Regions from separate parts of the Homo sapiens genome. Here region 1 is linked to region 2. Evidence: chromatin loops called from intact Hi-C (ENCODE). Cell type or tissue: B cell. All regions are shown on one strand. Each heading gives the region's core, and the rest is flanking DNA. Links, peaks and the distances in the headings are about the cores only.

Region 1 (5,379 bases), core at 332-5,331, 1.6 Mb after region 2:
CCAGGGGGCCGATGGCAGAACCAGAGCTTATAACCCCACACAGTGTTTTCCCTCCCTCAGGGAGGAATGCAATGCTTGCAAATCATAAAGTTTGGCCATAAAGTGGTGAATGAGAGGGAACCTCCTGCTCCCATTCCTCCGCCTATACTAGGAGGTGGCTTTCTGGCACAAGGCAGGACAGAGGAAAGGGTTCCCAGAAACCTCGGCTTTACTGGGGCTCTTGCTAAGGCTCCTCAGCTCAGATGCGTTGCCAGAAAAGCTGCCCAGAAGGACAGGGTCTTTTCAGCACCTCTCTGAGGAAGGTGAATGAAGTCCCTAGAAGAACACTTTGCATCTTAGTCACCATTTGACCCGTGGCCCCGGGAAAAGAGAAAATAGGAAAGGAAACAAGCTAACAAGAATAATGGGGACATCTAGACAATCGGGAATAAAAGAGAAACGGAAAGAAGCATACCAGATGGTCCTGGCCTGTGTACATTTACTTTTCAGCGTGAGACAACGCTGTTCACAGGTGGCCCTTGGTGGAACGGTGGAGTTAAAGAGGCTGAAAGTTCTCTCTGCAATGTCCCCCTCCCACATGCCCTCACATATGTTTTCTGCATTAAGCATCATTTGCTCTCTCAGATTCTCTAGTGGCTATTTAAATAAATGAGAATCAAGGGATTGTTCTCTTTCTCTCTCTCTCTCTCTCTCTCTCTCTCTCTCTCTCTCTCTCTCTCTCTCTCTCTCTCCCCCCAACTCTATGATAGCTTCAAAATAATAAATTACAGTAACTGGGATGTATTGAATGCTTAGTATGTGCTAGCTGCTAGGATACACATGTGCTATCTAATTCGATCTTCACAACTTTATTGCCCACATTTTACAGATGAAGAAACTGAATCTTGAATGTCTTGCCCTTGCCCTGGGGTGCAATCCTGTCATTTATATTGTTAATTTCTACTGAGTTTTGAAGGTGCATTTCCTCAAGCATAGGTGACAAATAACAGATGAGGGTCTGGTCATAGCTCTGCCACTTTGTACTTATAGAATTTGGACAAATTACTTTTCTCTTGATGACTTAATGCTCTAATCTGTACAACTAAGGAGTGATCCCCAAGGTCCCATCTATTTCCACATCTCTGTTGATTCCAAAGTGTTCTACCTTGTTTTTAAGTAGTTTTTGAATAGGTAATCTGCACATGGTACTCAGTTCAGAAAGGAAGTTTCGCTACCACCCTTTCCCCAAGTTACTCAGTTTCCTTGCCCAGAAGTAACCACCGTTTCTGCTCCTTTGAGAGAAACTCTATGCATATACAAGTATAAGTATTGTTTCCTGTTTTCTCTTTTTGACACAAATGGTAGCACAATTTATATACTTTCTGCCCCTTGCTTTTTTCACTTAAAATTTTATCTTGAAGATCATTCCATGACTGTATAGAGAGCTTTTTTCCCCATTGTTTGAATGTATTATAATCTTTTCCTATTGACAGAGATTTAGGTTCTGTTGTGTTTCCAACAATACTGCAATAAACCTCTCTGCTCATCCTTCAGTTTGCACACAGGCAAGCAAGTTCTACAGTGTATCTAAAAATGGGGAGAGCATGAGAGGGTGTTAGGTGCAGGGTAAGAGGGGACAGCATCAAACTACTCTTGGTGGTCTGATCAGAAAAATTCTCTAAGACAACCCTAGTACTCCAGTTTCCACATAATGAGAATTGACAGAAACTAAGGGAAGAACCAGGTGTGCAGGGAGTCTGGGATGTCAAAGGGAGGAAAGTTGAAAACACTGGGGATCAGCTCCAAGAGTTTGTGCAAGGAGGAATCAAATGTCATCAAAAGGTGAGCTGGCAAACAAAGATGAGCCATAGAATCAGATCAGCAGCCAGGAGTGGATTGCCAAGGTGACAAGGTAAGAGTTAGGAAGAAAATCAGAAGTGTACACCAACAAGGTGGAAACCAGAGGAGGTGCCAAAGGCCACAAAAGTATGGATGCGGAGGGCAGCTCAAGGGATTTCCCCCAAAACATGACAGGTGTCCCTCCCATGGCCTATGGGTTAACAGCCACTCTTAATGCAGTGGACATGGGGCCCCCTAAAACCACTGTGTTTAAAGAAACACTGACTAAGGCCCATAATCGTCCATGGAGATTTCCTGCGGGCGGCATCCTGGGCTTCTTGGGTGAAAGTGACCTTTTACAACTTTGGGAGTCCAGCCACTGTGGAGGAAGGCAGAACTCTCTTTCAGGAAATAAGTCTGGAGGTGAACCCTCCAGAACACACAGGGGTACTTCCCTGTGCTGCGCTCCAGGACTCCAAGGACATAACCATAGCATCGTGGAAGGAAGACAGGATTTGAATTCAGAAGAGCTAGGCTTGAGACTGGCTGCTGCCCTCTGCACCCTTGGGGCCTGGGAAGAATTCCCTCCCTCTCTAATTCTCCATTTCCTAAAAGCCAAAAAAGTAGGCCTTCTGCTCTGTCTAGCCCATAGTGTTCATATGAAAGTAAATGAAATAAGAACTGTTAAAATGCTTTAGGAGCCATAAAGCACCATACACGGGCCAGGTATTTGTGTCTTTGTTATTTTCTTCATCCATCACCTGTTCTCTTTCCCCCATCTCTGTACTTGCCTGTTTCTCTGCTGTTCCCCAGAAGGTTAATCTGCCTGGTATAACTTCCTCATTTTACTGCTACTTTACTTCCTTATCTAAATTTGGGCATATTTCAGGGTAAAAGAGGTGGGGCTAGAGGTAAAACTAGCAAAGCTACAGAAGACAGAAATAGGACACAGGGTTAGAGGGCAAAGAGAGAGGCATTAACAAGCAAAAGAATAGAAAAGAAGAAATAAGGAACACAACAGGTTAGAAGCAGAAAGGTGTGTGAAGGTCAGTCTTGCGTGGCTTCATGCCCTGCATGGGACCAAACTCCCAGATCACTGGGTGTGAGGGCCGAGGCTGGTAGCCTCATAAGCTGCAGATTTGGCAGAAGCCCCTGCTGTTAGGTGGCCAAGTCACAGTCATCTCAAGTGACCGCAACACAAACTCTCCCAGGAAGTCTCTCTCCGTTTCACCAGTTCTCTTTCTCTCTGGTCAGATAATGTAGCATTTTAAAGAGATAATGGAAGTGGTCAGTCATGTGAATGATGAAACTAAGCTGCAATACTTCACTTTATTGTTTATCCAAAAATCTTAAGATCACTTGATAATAAACTGCACAGTGTACAGAGTCACTTACAAATACTTATTGACAATATTCACGCAGACACATCTGGGATTCATCTTTCACACATCTGGTGAGGATGTATGGGGAAATCCTTGTAAATGGGAAGAAATGTTTGAGGTAACGCCTGGCAGCCCCAACAGCTGGGCAGCACAGTGTCCCCATTATCCCTGCTCAGGGCATTATCACTAAATGGAAATGACTCTGCTTCTCCAGGAAGCAAACTAGCTAACTTCTCTTTTTCTGAAAGTGAAACAAATGTGCAACCAACACATACGTGCACTGTTTACAATAGCAAAGACATGGAACCAACCCAAATGCCCATCAATGATAGACTGGATAAAGAAAATGTGGTACATATACACCGTGGAATACTATGCAACCATAAAAAAGAATGAGATCAGGCCCTTTGCAAGGACATGGATGAAACTGGAAGCCATCATTCGCAGCAAACTAACACAGGAACAGAAAACCAAACACCACATGTTCTCACTCATAAGTGGGAGTTGAACAATGACAATACATGGACACAGGGAGGGGAACAACACACACTGGGGCCTGTCGTGGCGGGGGGGTACAAGGGGAGGGAGAGCATTAGGACAAATACCTAATACATGCAGGGCTTAAAACCTATATGATGGGTTGATAGGTGTAGCAAACCGCCATGGCACACATATACCTATGTAACAAACCTGCACACTGGAATTTAAAGTAAAATTTTTTTAAAGCTTAATTAATAAACACAAAAATATGTTATAAAACTGCAACCAAGCTCTAGCTTTTAAAGTTAGAAGAAGAAAGTATTATAAACTTACTGAAAGACTGTCACATTAGTAATACAATGTGAAATAAAACAATGACAAGAGAATGCTACTAAACTCAGGATGTCATGAAGTATGTTGGACCACAGTCAGATGCCCCATTCTTTCATTTGTCAATTATGTGAACTCCATGTGCAAATTATTTAAACAATTTTATAGTTAAGATGGTAAAATGAAAGAAAACATGTCAGATGTCAAGCCCTCAAACTCTTCCCTGCGTTGTGGAGTAACTGACATGTTTGAATTTCAGGATGATCAAGAAATCACACCCAAAAGCCTGACTCCTTTTCATTCTCCTGTATATAATGAAGAGCCTGATTAGCATTAGAAGAAGGAGAGAAAAACAAACCAGGAAGTCTTCCAGTGGTTCTCAGCCTAGTCTGCCCATAGAATCACTGAGGCATCTTTCAATAACCTGATGCCCACACCATACCCCAAACTCAGTTACATCAAAATACCTGAGGGTGCAGCTTCTAGGGAGAACGAAGCAGGAGGATCACTTGAGTCCAGTCCAAGGCTGAATGAGCTATGATCACACCAGTGCACTCTAGCCTGGGTAATCGAGCAAGACCCTGTTCTAAATATCGATCAATCTAAATATTTAGGGGTAGAACCCAGGTCTCAATAATTTTTACAGTTCTCCTTGTGGCTCCAGGACGCAGCTGAAGTTGTGTCTCACTTCTCTAGACCCTGCCCACTTCTGGCCTCCCCTGAGCCACACCAGATCATTCCCTGTCTTGTTCTCTATGGTCCTCGGTGAATTTGAGAAAAATTAGAGGTCAAGGAGTTGGATGCCAAAGGCTTGCCTAGCAGCTGCCAACTCTATCACCAGAATACAATAGCTTAAAAATCATCACTGAAGTCTCAAGAACCTGGAAGAGTCTAGCTAGGATATGAGAGAGGGCTGTGACAATCACACCTTCCTGAATAAGCCTGAATTAGAGAGATGCATGCCAGGGTTTAAACCCTGCATATCCAGAAAATGTTATGGCTAATAGAAGAGCTATCAGCAATAGCTTTAATTGGTGCTTTAAGACAGCGGTCCTCAAACCTTAGTGTGTATTGGAAACACCTACAGCCCTTCTTAAAACACAGATTGTTGGGCGTAGTCTTACAGTTTCTGATGTAATAGGTCTGGGAGGGGGCCCAAGAATTTGCTTTTTTTTTTTTTTTTTGAGACAGGGTCTCACTTGGTTGCCCAGCCTGGAGTGCAGTGGTATGAACATGGCTCACTGCAGCCTTGCACTCCTGGGCTCAAGCAAACCTCCCACCTCAGCCCACCAAGTAGGTGGGACTACAGACGTGCGCCACCACGCCTGACTAATTTTTGCATTTTCTGTAGAAACAGGGAGTCTCACTT
Region 2 (5,379 bases), core at 128-5,127:
CTCAGACGATCCTCCCACCTAGCCTCCTAAGTAGCTGGGACCACAAGTCACCACCACACCTGACTCATTTTTGTATTTTTTGTAGAGACAGCGTTTTTTGCCATGTTGTCCAGGCTGGTCTCCAACTCTTGAGCTCAAAAGATTCACTCGTCTCAGCCTCCCAAAATGCTGAGGCGTGAACCACCGTGCCTGGCCTGTTCCATTTTATTCTATCTGAAAATATTAAATGATGGTTGAGACCCAATAAACTAATTTCACACCCCCTAACTTTTATTCAACACAATTACATTAAAACTGCTGATTGCACCATTTAATGTAAAGGGTCAGAAAAATATTAATAGAAAATTTTTAAAGCTTTTACTACAAAACAAAGTTGAGGATTGAAATACAGACCTCTGACAAATCCCTTAGGTGCTGGTGCTGCTAAAATAAATTAGATGCAGCTGACTTCATTAAGGTCTCTCCCTGTGGCTTTCACTCTTGGGCAGAAAGAGGAATCAGACCAGGAAGAAGGTAAGTTTGGTTTTTATGCTGGAGTAGGCAGACTGGGGGCCCATAATATATACATATACATACATATATATATATATATATATATTTTTTTTTTTTAGATGGAGTTTCACTCTGTCCAGCCCAGGCTGGAGTGCAGTGGTGTGATTTCGGCTCACTGCAGCCTCCACTTCCCAGGTTCAAGCGATTCTCGTACCTCAGCCTCCCGAGTAGCTGAGACTACAGGTGTGCACTACCACGCCCAGCTAATTTTTGTATTTTTAGTAGAGACGGGGTTTCACCATGTTGTCCAGGCTGGTCTCGAACTCCTGGCCTCAAGTGATCCATCTGCCTTGGCCTCCCAAAGTGCTGGGGATCCTCCTACCTCAGCCTTCCGAGTAGTTGGGACTACAGGCATGAGCTATCAAGCCGGGCTAATTTTTTTTTATTTTTAGTTGAGATTAGGTCTTGTAATGTTGCCCAGGCTGGTATCAAACTCCTGAGCTCAAGAAAACCTCCTGCCTTGGCCTCTTAAAGTGCTGAGATTACAGGCATGAGCCACCACCTGGCCAAATTAACCATCTTAATCATCTTTTTAAAAAAGAGATGGGGTCTCACTATGTTGCCCAGGCTGGAGTCCTACTCCTAGCCTCAAGTGATCCTCCTGCCTCTGCCTTCCGAATACCTGGAACTAGCGGCCTGAGACACCTGGCAGGGCTACCTTAACCTTTTTTAAGTGTAGAGTTCAGTAGTGTTAAGTACATTCATACTATTATGAAACTAAGACTTTGAATTTATCCTCCAGGCAACTGAGATTTATGGAATTACTGAAAGATTTCAGGACCCTACTAGAGGTTTAGGAAGGTTGTCTTGGGGGGTGGGTGTAGTGGGAGGTAGGGGATGGAGGCTAGCAGGACTGGAAGGGATTGTAAGTTTAAAAGCTTGCAGGGGGCCTTGTAAGTAAGGGTTGGTTTTGGCTTGGTCACAGGGTTTTCTGCCAGAGGGGAAGTTAGAGAAGGGAACTCAACACACCACTGGCTGAGTACCAAGCCTGTATGGGCCAGATGCTTTCCGAGGGCTGCACACTTGAGCTAGCCAGCCACACCTTGCCAGGATGTGCTCTGTTAACCCCTACAGTTAAAAAAAATGGGGGAGGCGGGTTTGGATTAGTTGCAAAAATGGAAACATTTGGAGATCTCACTTTTTTTTTTTTGACGCAGTTTCACTCTTGTTGGCCAGGCAATGGCGCGATCTCGGCTCACTGCAACTTCCGCCTCCTGAGCTCAGATTCTCGTGCCTCAGCCTCCCGAGTAGCTGGGATTACAGGCACCCACCCGGCTAATTTTTTGTATGTTTAGTAGAGACGGGGTTTCACTATGTTGGCCAGGCTGGTCTCGAACTCCTGAGCTCAGGCGATCCGCCCGCCTCAGCCTCCCAAAGTGCTGGGATTACAGGCGTGAGCCACCGCGCCCGGCCAACGCCCTGCTAATTTTATCATTTTCTTGTAAAGACGGGGTCTGGCTGTGTGGCCCAGGCTAGTCTCCAATTCCTGGCTTCAGTTGATTCCCCTGCCTCAGCCTCTTAAAGTGCTGGGATTACAGGTGTGAGCCAACGAGTTCGGTCTCACTCTATTTTAAAAAAACCTTTTAATCAATATATAACAGACATATAGAAAAGGACACAAATAAGCGTAGAGCTTAGTGAATGTTCACAAAGCAACAACACCTGAGATGAACCAGCATCCACATCAACAAGCAGAACGTCGCTAGCATCTCTGGAGTGATGCTCATTTAGCCCTATGAAACCTCATGAAGCCGACCGTTTTATCACCCCCATATTACGCATGAGGAAACAAGCGTGGAGAGGTCGGTCTCAAGCAAAGCCCTGTTGAAACCGGCATTTGAATCAGATCCGCTGACTGACTCCAAAGCCAATGCTCTCAAAAAGCAGGTTTGGGGGTTAGACGGTGAGTTCAGCTTTGAACGATGTTGAGTGGGCGTCTCGTTTTACAGAAACTTACTTCCCGACGTCACAGCCACAGAAACCACAGGTAACCAGACGCCTGCACGTCAGGCCACCGACGCCTTGGTCTACACAGCGCAGCCTCCAGTGAGCCCGCGGCATGCCGCGCGGCCTCCCCACACACGATGGCGATGTCGCAACCACAGTAGAAAGAGTGGCGCTCTCTACTGTCCCGGAATTCTTGAGGCCGGAAGAATAACAGGGCAAAGGTCACGTAGACGGCGCGCCCCGCCCCCGTACGCCTAAGTTCTCGCGCGACTCCCACTTCCGCCCTTTTGGCTCTCTGACCAGCACCATGGCGGTTGGCAAGAACAAGCGCCTTACGAAAGGCGGCAAAAAGGGAGCCAAGAAGAAAGTGTAAGTCGCGACTGTCGTGGCGTCTTGCTTTTTGGGGGTCTGCTGGAATCGGCGGGCTGGTCCTAGATCGCGGCGTAGGCCGGATGGCGAGGATTCCAGTCGGATTGTGCGGGCCGTGGCGGGTTGGTGCACCCAGGAACGCGGCCTGGAGGGTCGGTGTTGAGTAGCGGCAGGTCGGCTGCCTTTCCCAGGCCTTCTGGTCCTTGCGCGCGTCGCGTTTGAGCCGGCTTGCCGGCGCGACTCGGCTGGAATGTTAGTTTTGTGGGCTCACGAGCTGCCTCAATTCTGCGAGTGTTTGATGGCACTGCGACAGCAGGAGTTGAGGAAAGCACCCTTCTATCCATTCAGGACCCGTCAATCTCGCCTTTGCTTGGTCCCGCTGGAATCTGCGAGCTCCTGCTAAGCTTTGGGGCCATGCAGTCTCTTAGTTACCAGTACATGCCATTACGTGCCAGCAAAGTTAATGAGATTGCATGTTACTCGTGCCTGTGTAGTGGAAGGACCGATGCATGTTATTCTAAGTGCCTGTGTAGTGGATGGACCGATGAGGGTGGGAAGTGGACATAACCTTTCAAAGTCTGATGCATGCAGTGAAACGTACAGTGGGAAGAGCTAGATTTATGTTTGTTCCCCTCACCTCACTGTGAGATATACTTTGGTATCAAATTGCCGGTTAGCTTTTTAAAATATTAATGGGAAATACCATTAACAGTGAAAAATACAGTAAGAATTGATCTGCAATGGAACTTAAGCATCTTCTTAAAATCCAGGGTTGATCCATTTTCTAAGAAAGATTGGTATGATGTGAAAGCACCTGCTATGTTCAATATAAGAAATATTGGAAAGACGCTCGTCACCAGGACCCAAGGAACCAGTAAGTAGCTTATTCTTGGTTTGTATTTTCCTTAAGTTGGCGCTTGTATATTGTAGCAGGCATCTTGGTCTGTTGTTGGTCCTGTGGTGGGAGACTTTAAGGAAATGTCAGCTCTTGGTTGCAGCCTTGGCACCTGTGGTGATCATTTTTAGTACAGCACTTGGAGAGAAGCAAGATGGTGCTTTTTGAATTAAGAAAATGTGCCATGGGTAGTTCTGAGCTTCAAATAAGTACTGTTGATAAGTCACTGGTGTCTGGATAGATTTGATAACAAAGGTTAAGGTCTTTATAATTTACCATTAACTTAATTTCTACCCTCAGTTTACAGGCTTGACTTTGCTTATATGGTTCCTAAATGTTAAGATACTTGTTTTTTTCTTTTGTAGAAATTGCATCTGATGGTCTCAAGGGTCGTGTGTTTGAAGTGAGTCTTGCTGATTTGCAGAATGATGAAGTTGCATTTAGAAAATTCAAGCTGATTACTGAAGATGTTCAGGGTAAAAACTGCCTGACTAACTTCCATGGCATGGATCTTACCCGTGACAAAATGTGTTCCATGGTCAAAAAATGGCAGGTGAGACCCAAAGTTCCTTAGAGTGGTTGTGCTATGGGTGTTTGACCAAGGATAGCATGGTTTGATGACTGGAAGGAGCAAGTTCATTTTATTTATTTATTGAGACCAGTGAAATGTCCACAAAGTTCATTTTAAATTTTTGTTTTCTTGCCGTTGTTGAGTGCTAACTCTGGGGTTGCCACACCATATTTTACTTACTATTTAAATCTAAGATTTAATAGTGGTGTATCATCAAAGTCAGATTTTCTTGCTGCATAGATTAGTGGTTTTTTGAGGAACGTTTAGGTGCAGGTGGGCGGTTTTGCCTGTCTTAAGGATGTTTTTTGACCTCAGAATTGAGTGAATGTTGATTAACTGTGGCAGTAGAGCATAATTGTGGCAGAGCCTCTGGAGTGAGGTTAAAATCTGGGCTCCATTTGCCTATTGTGTTCTCGTTGGAAAGTAACTTGTTTTCTAAGCCTCGGTTTCTTTATTTGTAAAGTGCAGATAAGAGTGTCATTTTATTGAATTGTGAGGATGAAATGAAAATATTTCAGATGTGTCTGGCTAACTATCCAGTTGGAATATTTTGTGGGAGTTTTTTGTTTTTGGGAGATTGAGTCTCTTATCGTCCGGGCTGGAGTGCAGTGGCGCCATCTCTGCTCACTGCAACCTCCTCCTCCTGGGTTCAAGGGATTCTCATGCCTCAGCCTCCCAAGTAGCTGGGATTACAGGCACCCGCCACCACGCCCAGCTAATTTTTGTATTTTTAGTAGAGACAGGGTTTCACCATATTGGCCAGGCTGGTCTCGAACTCCTGACTTCAAGTGATCTGCCCGCCTCAGCCTCTCAAAGTGCTGGGATTACAGGTGTGAGCCACTGCACCTGGCACAGTTCGAATATTTTGTATGTGGGAATGAATGATGACAAAATGTTTCAGTCCCAAATGATACATACTGATTATACCATTATATTTATCCTGACATTCCTCTAAGGCTTTATGGTTTACATTTCTAGAAATATTTTAAGGTCCCTTAGCTGTAAATTGTATTTGATTAGTTTTTTTTTATACTAAGGTATAAAA

Evidence for each region. A loop is a pair of places that touch in the nucleus more often than their neighbours do. Peaks named below come from ENCODE experiments on the same cell type or tissue, not always from the same donor. Only the 100,000 strongest peaks of a DNase experiment are listed, where the experiment ranks them.
Region 1: a loop joins it to region 2, with 14 times the contacts of the local background. A loop is called at or near these places in 3 of 110 quality-filtered maps.

The regions. Positions count from the first base shown.
Region 1 is chr4:152,660,612-152,665,990 of GRCh38, forward strand. All of the region lies in intron 1 of TMEM154 (transmembrane protein 154), which reads right to left. Among named protein-coding and RNA genes, the nearest start is that of TMEM154, 17 kb to the right of the region's middle. RefSeq lists enhancers at 312-361, 2,983-3,052, 3,143-3,222 and a silencer at 5,318-5,377. In B cell, for the core only: no CTCF peak of the experiment used is centred there; DNase peaks (open chromatin) are centred at 2,700 and 3,320; H3K4me3 peaks cover 3,134 bases; H3K27ac peaks cover 5,000 bases.
Region 2 is chr4:151,096,847-151,102,225 of GRCh38, forward strand. RPS3A (ribosomal protein S3A) reads left to right here and starts at 2,782. Exons shown (of 6, transcript NM_001006.5): 1 at 2,782-2,868; 2 at 3,639-3,742; 3 at 4,129-4,316. The coding sequence starts at 2,807. SNORD73B (small nucleolar RNA, C/D box U73B) reads left to right here and starts at 5,211; the gene lies at 5,211-5,285. RefSeq lists enhancers at 1,692-1,761, 2,039-3,238, 2,537-3,121, 2,542-3,101, 3,122-3,705. In B cell, for the core only: a CTCF peak has its summit at 2,614; DNase peaks (open chromatin) are centred at 1,635 and 2,635; H3K4me3 peaks cover 2,385 bases; H3K27ac peaks cover 3,649 bases.